Regions from separate parts of the Homo sapiens genome. Here region 2 is linked to region 1. Evidence: read pairs that join two places in POLR2A ChIA-PET (ENCODE). Cell type or tissue: PC-9. All regions are shown on one strand. Links, peaks and the distances in the headings refer to the core of each region. The heading gives the core; the rest is flanking DNA.

Region 1 (5,385 bases), core at 276-5,275:
AGCGATTCTCCTGCCTCAGCCTCCTAAGTAGCTGGGATTACAGGCGCCCACCACCACACCTGGCTAATTTTTGTATTTTTGGTAGAGATGGGGTTTCGCCATGTTGGCCATCTGGTCTTTAACTCCTGACCTCAGGTGACCCACCCGCCTCAGCCTCCCAAAGTGCAGGGATTACAGGCATGAGCCACCGCACCCAGCCGAAATATTCTTTTTCTAATGCTTATCTATAGGCATATCCAATTCAGGGAAAGGAAATGTGAGCTCTTTGGGAGATGCAGTTTTGGAATTGAACTCTGGAAGATATTTTGGATGTGAGGGCTAACTGCGACTTTTAATAATATTAATTTCTCACAGTAGTTGGGTGTTTTCCAATTTAAAAAGGGCTGACATTTACAAAAATGTATTTCTTTAGAAAGGTATGAATCTGGTAAAAGAGAAAATGATTGCTTTGCCCACTGGGGAGGTGCTTGGGGAGACTTCCTCTGCCTCATGTCACCTGCTGGTCTTTTCTGAACTCCATACTTGGGCGGGCATCCAGCACTCTAATCCATACCACACCCTCCTCATTTTGGCTCTTGAGAGAAAAACTGGTAAACAGTTTGGTTTTAGACAGCAAGTTCATGCCTTTAGTAATAAGGAAAGCTTATTTCTAACTTCTCTGAAAAGGATATAATAATGCCTTTAATAAGGAAAGCTTATTCTGACTTCTCTGTAAAAGAAATAACCATAATGCTTTTGTTGAAGTGACATCACTGAACTATAATTATTTTCTAGTACAGAGGGGTGTGTAAGGAGGAATTTTGTAGAATATGTAATGTGCAGTAGTAATCCCAGCTACTCGGCAGGCTGAGGCAGACAATTGCTTGAACCTGGAAGGTGGAGGTTGCAGTAAGCCGAGATCACGCCACTGCACTCTAGTCTGGGTGACAGAGTGAAACTCGGTCAAAAAAAAAAGAAAGAAAGAAAGAAAAGAAAGAGAGAGAGAGAAAGAAAGAAAGAAGGAAGGAAGGAAGGAAGGAAAGAAAGAAAGAAAAAGAAAAAAAGAAAGAAAAGAAAGAAAGAAGGAAAGAAGGAAAGAAAGAAAGTTCAGAGTAGAGGTTTTTCAAGATATTGTGATAGTTAACTTTATGTGTCAACTTTGCTAGGCCACAGTCCCCAGATATTTGGTCCAACATTATTCTAGATGTTTCTGTGAAGGCATTTTTTTAGATAAGATTAACACTTAAATCAGTAGACTTAGAGTAAAGCAGATTACCCTCCGTAATGTAGGTGGGCCTTACTCAGTTAGTTGAAGGCCTTAAGAATAATAATAATAATAATAATAATAATAACAACAACAATAATAAAGCCTGATGTCCCCAGGGGAGAGAATTCTGCCAGCTGACGGCCTTTGTTCTCCACCTGCAACATCACCTCTTTCCTGGGTCTCCAGCCTGCCAGTCTACCTTGCAGACTTTGAACTTGACAGCCTCCACAATCATGTAAGCCAATTGCTTAAAACCTCTCTCTGGGTGTGTACACACACACACACACACACACACACACACACACACTCTCTCTCTCTCTCTCTCTCTCGGTTCTATTTCTCTGGAGACCCCAGGCTAATACAGATATTAAGAATATCTTGCACCATGACTATTCCATTAATAAAATTCCATTCTCATTTTTTATTTGAAGGAGAGAAAATCATTTTATAAATCAAGAGGATGTGCCAGTTTACAACAGTTTTGTCCAAATGCCAATTTACCCTTTCTTGAAAAGGTACTCTTGAAAGAAGATAGAAATCTCCACCCCTTCCATGAGCCACGGAATTAGTAGGGAATCCCTTGATCAAAACTAAATGTCATATTGGTATTCAAGAAATTTTCCATAATTACACATGAATTCAATAAGAATAACCCACCTGCTGCAGGGTGTGAGAGGGAACCTGACAGAGAATAAAATGGAAAGACAGAGCTGGTGGCACCAAATGACCACAGTCTACCTGGTGCAGGGGATGGACTCTGGAGATAGGGTGGATTCCAGGTATTAGTAACAGCACAGTGACAAGAAAAGCTTCAAGTAGCTCATCCTACCAAAGTCACTTTACTACCAATAAATCACAGAAATCCCAAAAGCATTGCATTCAAATCATAAGAAGAAAAACCTCTTACCTTCAAAACTCTTTCCCCACATGCAAATCCCTGGTGGCTTAGCTTAAAAGCCAGAAGCATTTGAAAAGAATACTATTTATCTATTAATCATGGATTTTTCTGCCAACTTTTTCAGACTAAAGATTGTTCTGATATGTAAGAAATTCAGAAGAAACACTAGATTTGCTTTTAAAAGAGTAAGCTTCCTTTATAAAAAAGATTATATTTTACTGTACAAATTAAATTAGGAGTTATTTTTTTCAAAAGCACTGATTTCTAAATTTTTTGACTATCATATTTCTACAAGTGTCATTTAAACTACTAATCAAAATGTTCAAAATAACTGAGTTAAAGTAAAATTTAACAAATACATATTTCACAAATTAAAGTGTCTTTAGGTATGCAACCCTAACCATGAGTGTATATTTAGAAATTATATTCTTGTAATATTTACTAATGTGTCATGACTGTTATAAAACAAATACAAAGGTAGAACATTTTAGAGAACAGTGTAAAAAAAAATTTTGAAAGATCTAGTATTCTTTCTTTATTCCACAATAGGTGGTCTTGTTTAGACCCCACATAGAGGAAGACTGCCATAGAGAGCACCTCTTCAATTTCTGGCCATCTGAACTCCTATAGAGTATTAATCTACTGGAAATATAAAAGTGATAACTTTATTTTAGCTTGATAAATACAAATCAGTCCAATGTGGCCTAAACTATTACTATAAAAATTGTTCTAGAAATTCCTTTATCATAGTGATATCATACAAATCTCTGACTTTTCTCCCTGATGTGTTTCTGGGGAAAGTGCTTTTCTAAAGTCCTCAAGAAGCCACTTCAGTACTTCCTCAGAACATAGTTTCATATCTCTTTGTTCAGTACATTTATCTTTGCTGCTTTTTTAAATGGCACATCACATTCTACATTTGTGATTTATTTTTTAGCCCTTCTGTCTCCCACAATACAAATTTAAACTTCCAAGGGCAGGCAAAGCGTCTTCTGTGCCTCTCATTGCTCTGCAAGTAATGGGTGATCCTTAGAGTCATGTTTACTCAGTTCTTCAGAGAAGGAAAGTAATTGATGATCTCACTCTGGTCAGAGAAAGCAAAATAACTTTAATGGTGTCAAACAAATCGCAGTGGCCTTTATTCATAATGCATTCTCTTGAAAGGCCAGCTTGCTGCAAATATATGCCCTGGACCAGCTGAGCAATAAAAAGAACAAGGGTTTGTGACACAATGTTCCAGGAAGTCTGCCAGCCACAATTCTGAGCCTTCTGCAGGGTAGGAAAAGGGCAGCTAGCTTCAAATGCAAGCAAGCCCAGGAGAGAATGAGAAGAGCACAGTGTACCCTCAATACTTGTCAACCCTAACATGAGGATGCACTTGGTCACCATTTTCCAAAAGGAAGGTCAGAACCTCTGAACCTTCCTTGTGCAGAAGTTTTGAAGGTCTGAAGGTGTGTTAGTGGTCCACAGATTCACATTCAAGATACTCAGAACAACAACAAAAAAATCAGGACTAAATTGAGCATTATGATATCATTGTTAGTCATTCCTCCAGTAAAGTAATGAGTTATTTACTATAAAGTGTGAAGTACATGGGAGAAAGTATTATGCTGCAAAGGACCATGAAATTTATTTTGTTTCAACAGAAAACACAGTATCTCAGAAATGGAAGAAAATTTCTCTGCCCAACTCCTTTGTTTATGTCAATTTTTTTTTTTTTTTATTTAATAGGTGAGGAAGCTGAGCATTGGAACTTGTATATTTTCTGAAATACACAAGTAGCTAGTGGAAGTGTCAGGATTGGATTCAGGGCAGAATAACACAAGAGCTAACACTAAGAACTAATTTATTTTATATTTAGTCCTTAGGTCTTTGAAGTATTAATATTTCAGTGTTAAATAACTGGGGAGGTGGGAAAGGGGACAGGAGCAGAAGAAATGTGTTGATTTGCCAAGTCATTTCAAGACCAAGACTCATATTTACATTTTATTTTTGATTGTAAAATTATTACATTTGTGGTAATAAGTTACATCACTATAGAATTGCATTATAAAGACAAAAACCACTAACCTCAAGAGTTGTCGCCGGTCGGCGTGATCCTGAAGTGTGTGTGTTCGTTTCTCAGGTAAAATATGGCTAAAAGCTTATGGAGTAAGTGGAAAAGAAAGATGCGTGCTGAAAAGAGAAAAAAGAATGCCCCAGAGGAGGTCAGCAGGCTTAAAAGTATTCTCAAACTAGACGATGACGTTTTAATGAAAGATGTTCAAGAGATAGCAACTGTGGTGGTACCCAAACCCAAACATTGCCAAGAGAAAATGCAATGTGAGGTAAAAGATGAAAAAGATGACATGAAAATGGAGACTGATATTAAGAGAAACAAAAAGACTCTTCTAGACCAGCATGGACAGTACCCAATATGGATGAACCAAAGGCAAAGAAAAAGGCTAAAGGCAAAGCGAGAGAAAAGAAAGGAGAAAAACAAAGCAAAAGCAGTGAAAGTGGCAAAGGGTTTGGCCTGGTAGACTCTTAAAACCTTGGAAAATGCCACATGGGATAGATGACGGATTACAATGTATACACGTGTATACTTTTATTTCAACTGCCACCAAATGAAAACCATTTGTTTTCCTATTTTAACTTGGCCTTTTTTCTTCAATTCAAACCCAGCATAACTCCTCAAGTTTGTTTTGGGAACTTGAATAAAATATTTTCTTTGATACAAAAAAAAAAACATTTGTCACTGTAAATAGCTATGCAAGTATTATTTCAAATCTTTTTCTATGTTAGCCTAATACGCATGCACACACACTCATTTGTATGATACATTTATGCACATATATAAACAAAAATGTTTTTTGTTTCAAAATGGGTACATACTAGGCAAATTGCTCAGTAATTTGCTGTTTTTCACCTAACAATAAATCAGAGATGTCTTCCTATGGCAGCATGCATAGATCTGCCTCGTTCTTTTTAATGGCAATATCATATTTCATAGTACGTATGTACTGTTGTTTATTCTCCTATTGAGGGAAAAGTAGGTCAGTTCCAATTAGTTACTCTTAAAGAAAATGCTGCGTTAAACATATGAACCCCAATTGTGATGCTATTTCTTCAGGTCAAATATCTAAAAATGGGATTGCTGGGTCTTATTGCTGAATTATTTTAACAAGACTTGTAACACAGGTGTTTGGGGTTTTTGTTTGTTTTCAGAGGGGATTTTTCCTACACATTTAAGTAAAAC
Region 2 (5,385 bases), core at 67-5,066, 57 kb after region 1:
TTTTGCCCACCCAGAGCCTGGAACCACCACCTGTAGACCATGCTCTGGGTGTCCAGGAATCTAGAGTTTACTGCTCAAACATAGTCCTAAGTCTAGTTCCAGGATCTGTGCAAGGATTCTTCTCTGCATCCATGCTTCTGTTGGCAAAACTTCAGGCCTGAGGAATATCCAAAAGGCAATGATTTGCAGGAAGGATAGACACAGAGCTCAAACATATAGGCTAAAATGTGCAAACGTGTGCTTATTTAAGCTCCATGAGGTGTGAGATGGAGCAGGGGGTGGAGAGTGTGGGCTACAAGCATGGATGGCAGGCTAGGCCAACACTGCCCTGGCCACTGCATTCTAGCACATAACTCTGGAACTCTGAGGAGTCCCAAAATCCAAAATTAAGCTTTTCTAGATTATTACAAAAGATTATCATTCAAGATAGGAGAATAAACCATACTTTATTTAATATGTTAGCTTGATTTATAAATATTTAGATGTATGATACATAGGTATCCATTTGTGCTTTTACCATGGACCCCAATAATGTGAACTGTAAGCCTGCTAGGTTTTGGAGTCCAAGCTTAATTGATTTATTAAAAATATTTATTACATTTCTACCTTGTGCTAGGCATTGTTTTAGGCTTTCAGGGACAGCAGTGAACTGGACAGATAAGGTCCTGCTGCCTAGGAGCTTACATTCAAGTGAGAGAAAATAAGTTGAGTAGTCTAGGTAAACCAATGCATTCATCCATCCATTCATTCATTTACACAACAATTATCAATTGCCAAACACTGCCCCCTGGCATTTGGGGTGGTTTACAAAACAGACATGAATCCCTGGCCTCATGAAGATAATTTCAGATATTAATAAAGGTAAAGAAAGAAATTTAAAAGGGGTGAAATGTTAGAGAATAACAAATGAGGGGCACTGGCCCCATAACTGAGGTTCTTAGGAAGACATCTCTAACGGGATTTATAGGATAGAAGGATTTGAGAGTGCAAACAGCCAAGAAAAGAGTGTTCATATGGAAGGAAGAGTGGGAGCAAATACCAGGAGGAAAAAACCTGGGGAGTTCATGGAATGGGAAAAAAACATGTGGCTGGAGCATTATAAACAAGATGGTGAGTGTTGCTGTGTAGACAGAGAGGGAGGCAACTGAGGTTTTATCCACTATGCCTTACATCTGAGTCCCTAATTCCTGTGTTTTGTGAAGGTCTCAGGCAGTCAACAAAGAAAGATAACAGCAGGAAAGCAGTGAAAGTCACTGAAGTGTCCAGGGCTCTGTCTTATCCTGGTTCAGTTCATCAGGCTGTGCCATGGGCTCTTCCAATAAACACAGCCATTGAAATGAGATGTCTTGAGAAAGTGCCCTCTCAGGGTTGGGGTCGCTGCAGCAAAGTGAATGGCTTGTCGCAGTACACACAGCTGGTCTACAAGTGTCTGCTGTTACTAGCAAATGAGCAAAAGCACTTAATCCACATCTCCATCCAGCAAGTTGCTGGATGACGCCGGGGTCATGTTGCACCGTCTGTAACTACTAACTGCCATGCTTCCTGTTGACAAGATTTGCTCTCAGCAGCAACTCACCTATGGATTTGCTAGTGTGCCAGACACAGACTGGAGGCTTTCTGTGCATTTCTTCGCACTAGTGAATTCTCACAAGTCAATGACTGAGGTATCATTATCTCCATTTAAAAGGAAAAACCAAAGTTCAAAAAGAGGAAGTATTTGCCATAAGTCCCGTGTTGATAAGTGGTGGATTTCTTTGCAGGACCTATGTTGTCTGCCTCTGCAGATGGAATATGGCCACTGGTCTGACATTTGCATGAAGAATTAAGTACTCAGCTCTGTGGCAAGATATGCCTAGAATCCCACCCTGGTCATTGTGCCACTGTGTGGCTTTAGGAGAATTACTTTATTCCTCTGAGCCTCAGTTTTCATCTCTGAAAAGTGGAGATAATTGTAATACCCACTTAAGGGATTGTTGAGAAATAATGCATGTCAGGTGCCTGGAATTTAACAAGAACTCAACAAATATTAGCTGGTTGCATTATGCTTGCTTTGCTCTGCCTCTCTCTTCTTTTCAACATCTATCATGGAGTCCAAGTTGCTTATCCATCCTAAGTACTCTTTCGCCACAAGTCACCCATTGCCTATTTAACAATCTGCCAGAGCTTATCAAATAAGGGTGTGACAAACGAACTATAAGCTATGAAACCGTAAGGCAAACCGCCCATCAGGGATTCAACACAAACGTTCACAGGGTAAGTCAGAACGAGGAGATGAGTCACTCAGGCATCTGAAAAACAGTTATCCTTGTAAGTGTGTGCATGTTTGTTTGAAATAACCTCCTGGTTTTTGCTAGACAGCCTGAGTCCCAGAAGGACATTCCAATCCATAGTCTGTCAAATTCCACCCAGTTATCATTCTTCTCACTTGCTAAACTAGCCTCCCAGGAAGATAACACCCACTTATGCATTAGTGATGCTTCCCAGAAGTTTCAAAGGGAAAGACCATTCTAAGAACGACTGGCGCAGAATCCAAATTGGCCAGGTACTCACACATACTTGATTCTCCAGCCTTCTCTGTGGTCTCTAGACGGTTAGATATTTCTTCTTTGTACCAGATGTTCGAATTTATTTAAAACATTGAACACATCCTTTGGACAGGTGGTGGAGAGCACTGAATGCAATTAAGGAGGAGGTGAGATGATTCACTCCATCTTCACCTTAGTGTTCGAATTTATTTAAAACGTTGAACACATCCTTTGGACAGGTGGTGGAGAGCGCTGAATGCAATTAAGGAGGAGATGAGATGATTCACTCCATCTTCACCTTAGCTCTCATGATCTTCCACCTTTAAAGGTTTTGTGGCCAGCTCTCCTGCAGTCCTCCATGAGTCACTCCTGAGCTTTCATTTCCCATCTGCAGCAGCTGCTGTCCACATGGTTCACAAGACCATTGTTGTTATAAAGGAGATCACATCATTTATGAAGTACTTGGAATGCTTAAGAGGAAAGGGCATTGGGTAAATTTAAGGTACTTGGTATTGTCACTACTTTTTAATCTTAATGGCTACAGGGAAAAATGAGTGGTCTAATGCAGTGACTTTCAAGCTATTGTGCTTGTAACCTACAATTAAAAAATAAAATAAAGTTGATAACTTAACCTAGCAAGTAACCCTGAAACTAAAGTTTTGTGTAATAGTACTTATTCTTCCTAAGTACTGTATACTCAGATAGTTTCTATTCTATTTCATCTTAAAAAAAAATACTGGTTGCAATTTACTCAATTGATTTTTTGACCCACTAACAAGTCAAAACTTGTAGTTTGTAAAACACTATTGAAAGTCTAAAATCTATTTATATCCTTTAATACAAGACAAATTAACCTCAGGTCATATGTATTTCCCTCTCCCAATAAATATGTGCGCACATATTCTCAAAAACTATTTGTTCTTTTCAGAGTAAATAATATTAATTCAAGATTATTGGTCACTTTCCTGATTAGCCTTATGGTACTCAAGACAGAATAAAGCTGCACATTAGATGAGCTACTCACATTCATTCTCCATATGTCACATTATTTTAGGAATACAAAAACCAGAAAACATGAGGCTTCTGAAAATTATGCATATTTACATGTACTTCTGGTTAAAAAATCTTGAACAGGCAGATTTTTCTCTTGAGATTTTGGATGGGTTCATTTCTTAACAGAAAATGCAAACATGCATATTCTTCTTTTTATAAGATTAAAAAGTCACTTTATGACAAAGAAGGGAAAAAGAAAAACAAGAAGGCAATGAGAAAGAAGAAAAAAGGAGGAGAAAAATTGGAGGAGAAAGTATCCAGATTTAAGTTTGTTGCCTGTAAATCTCTTTCAATATAGTTGGTAATTAATATTAATCAAATATCCTAAGTTTATAGGATAATGATAGTCAAAACTTACTTAAAAGAATGCTATTTTTATTCTTATACACCAATAACAGACAAACAGAGAGCCAAATCATGAGTGAACTCCCATTCACAATTGCTTCAAAGAGAATAAAATACCTAGGAATCCAACTTACAAGGGATGTGAAGGACCTCTTCAAGGAGAACTACAAACCACTGCTCAATGAAATAAAAGAGGATACAAACAAACAGAAGAACATTCCATGCTCATGGGTAGGAAGAATCAATATTGTGAAAATGGCCATACTGCCCAAGGTAATTTATAGATTCAATGCCATCCCCATCAAGCTACCAATGACTTTCTTCACAGAATTGGAAAAAACTACTTTAAAATTCATATGGAACCAAAAAAGAGCCTGCATTGCAAAGTCAATCCTAAGCCAAAAGAACAAAGCTGGAGGCATCACACTACCTGACTTTGAACTATACTACAAGTCTACAGTAACCAAAACAGCATGGTACTGGTATCAAAACAGAGATATAGACCAATGGAAAAGAACAGAGCTCTCAGAAATAATGCCTCATATCTACAACTATCTGATCTTTGACAAACCTGACAAAAACAAGAAATGGGGAAAGGATTCCCTATTTAATAAATGGTGCTGGGAAAACTGGCTAGCCATATGTAGAAAGCTGAAACTGGATCCCTTCCTTACATCTTATACTAAAATTAATTCAAGATGGATTAAAGACTTAAATGTTAGACCTAAAACCATAAAAACCCTAGAAGAAAACCTAGGCAATACCATTCAGGACATAGTCATGGGCAAGGACTTCATACCTAAAACACCAAAAGCAATGGCAACAAAAGCCAAAATTGACAAATGGGATCTAATTAAACTAAAGAGCTTCTGCACAGCAAAAGAAACTGCCATCAGAGTGAACAGGCAACCTACAGAATGGGAGAAAATTTTTGCAAACTATTCATCTGACAAAGGGCTAATATCCAGAATCTACAAAGAACACAAACAAATTTACAAGAAAAAACAACCACATCAACAAGTGGGAGAAGGATGTGAACAGACACTTCTCAAGAGAAGACATTCATGCAGCCAAAAGACACATGAAAAAATGCTCATCATCACTGGCCATCAGAGAAATGCAAATCAAAACCACAATGAGATATCATCTCACACCAGTTAGAATGGAGATCATTAAAAAGTCAGGAAACAACAGGTGCTGGAGAGGATGTAGAGAAATAGGAACAGTTTTACACTGTTGGTGGGACTGTAAACTAGTTCAACCATTGTGGAAGTCAGTGTGGCGATTCCTCAGGGATCTAGAACTAGAAATACCATTTGACCCAGCCATCCCATTACTGGGTATATACCCAAAGGATTATAAATCATGCTGCTATAAAGACACATTCACACGTATGTTTATTGCGGCATGGTTCACAATAGCAAAGACTTGGAACCAACCCAAATGTCCAACAATGATAGAC

Evidence for each region. Peaks named below come from ENCODE experiments on the same cell type or tissue, not always from the same donor. Only the 100,000 strongest peaks of a DNase experiment are listed, where the experiment ranks them.
Region 2: POLR2A ChIA-PET joins it to region 1 with 10 read pairs; 2 of 35 experiments call an interaction of 5 or more read pairs at or near these places.

Annotation. Positions count from the first base shown.
Region 1 is chr2:221,939,947-221,945,331 of GRCh38, forward strand. The region is part of intron 1 of LOC105373900 (a long non-coding RNA gene); the gene reads right to left. It also overlaps the pseudogene LLPHP3. Among named protein-coding and RNA genes, the nearest start is that of CCDC140, 360 kb to the right of the region's middle. In PC-9, for the core only: no CTCF peak of the experiment used is centred there; a DNase peak (open chromatin) is centred at 3,355; H3K27ac peaks cover 1,284 bases.
Region 2 is chr2:221,997,637-222,003,021 of GRCh38, forward strand. No RefSeq gene overlaps it. Among named protein-coding and RNA genes, the nearest start is that of CCDC140, 300 kb to the right of the region's middle. In PC-9, for the core only: no CTCF peak of the experiment used is centred there; DNase peaks (open chromatin) are centred at 2,225 and 2,895; H3K4me3 peaks cover 311 bases; H3K27ac peaks cover 2,163 bases.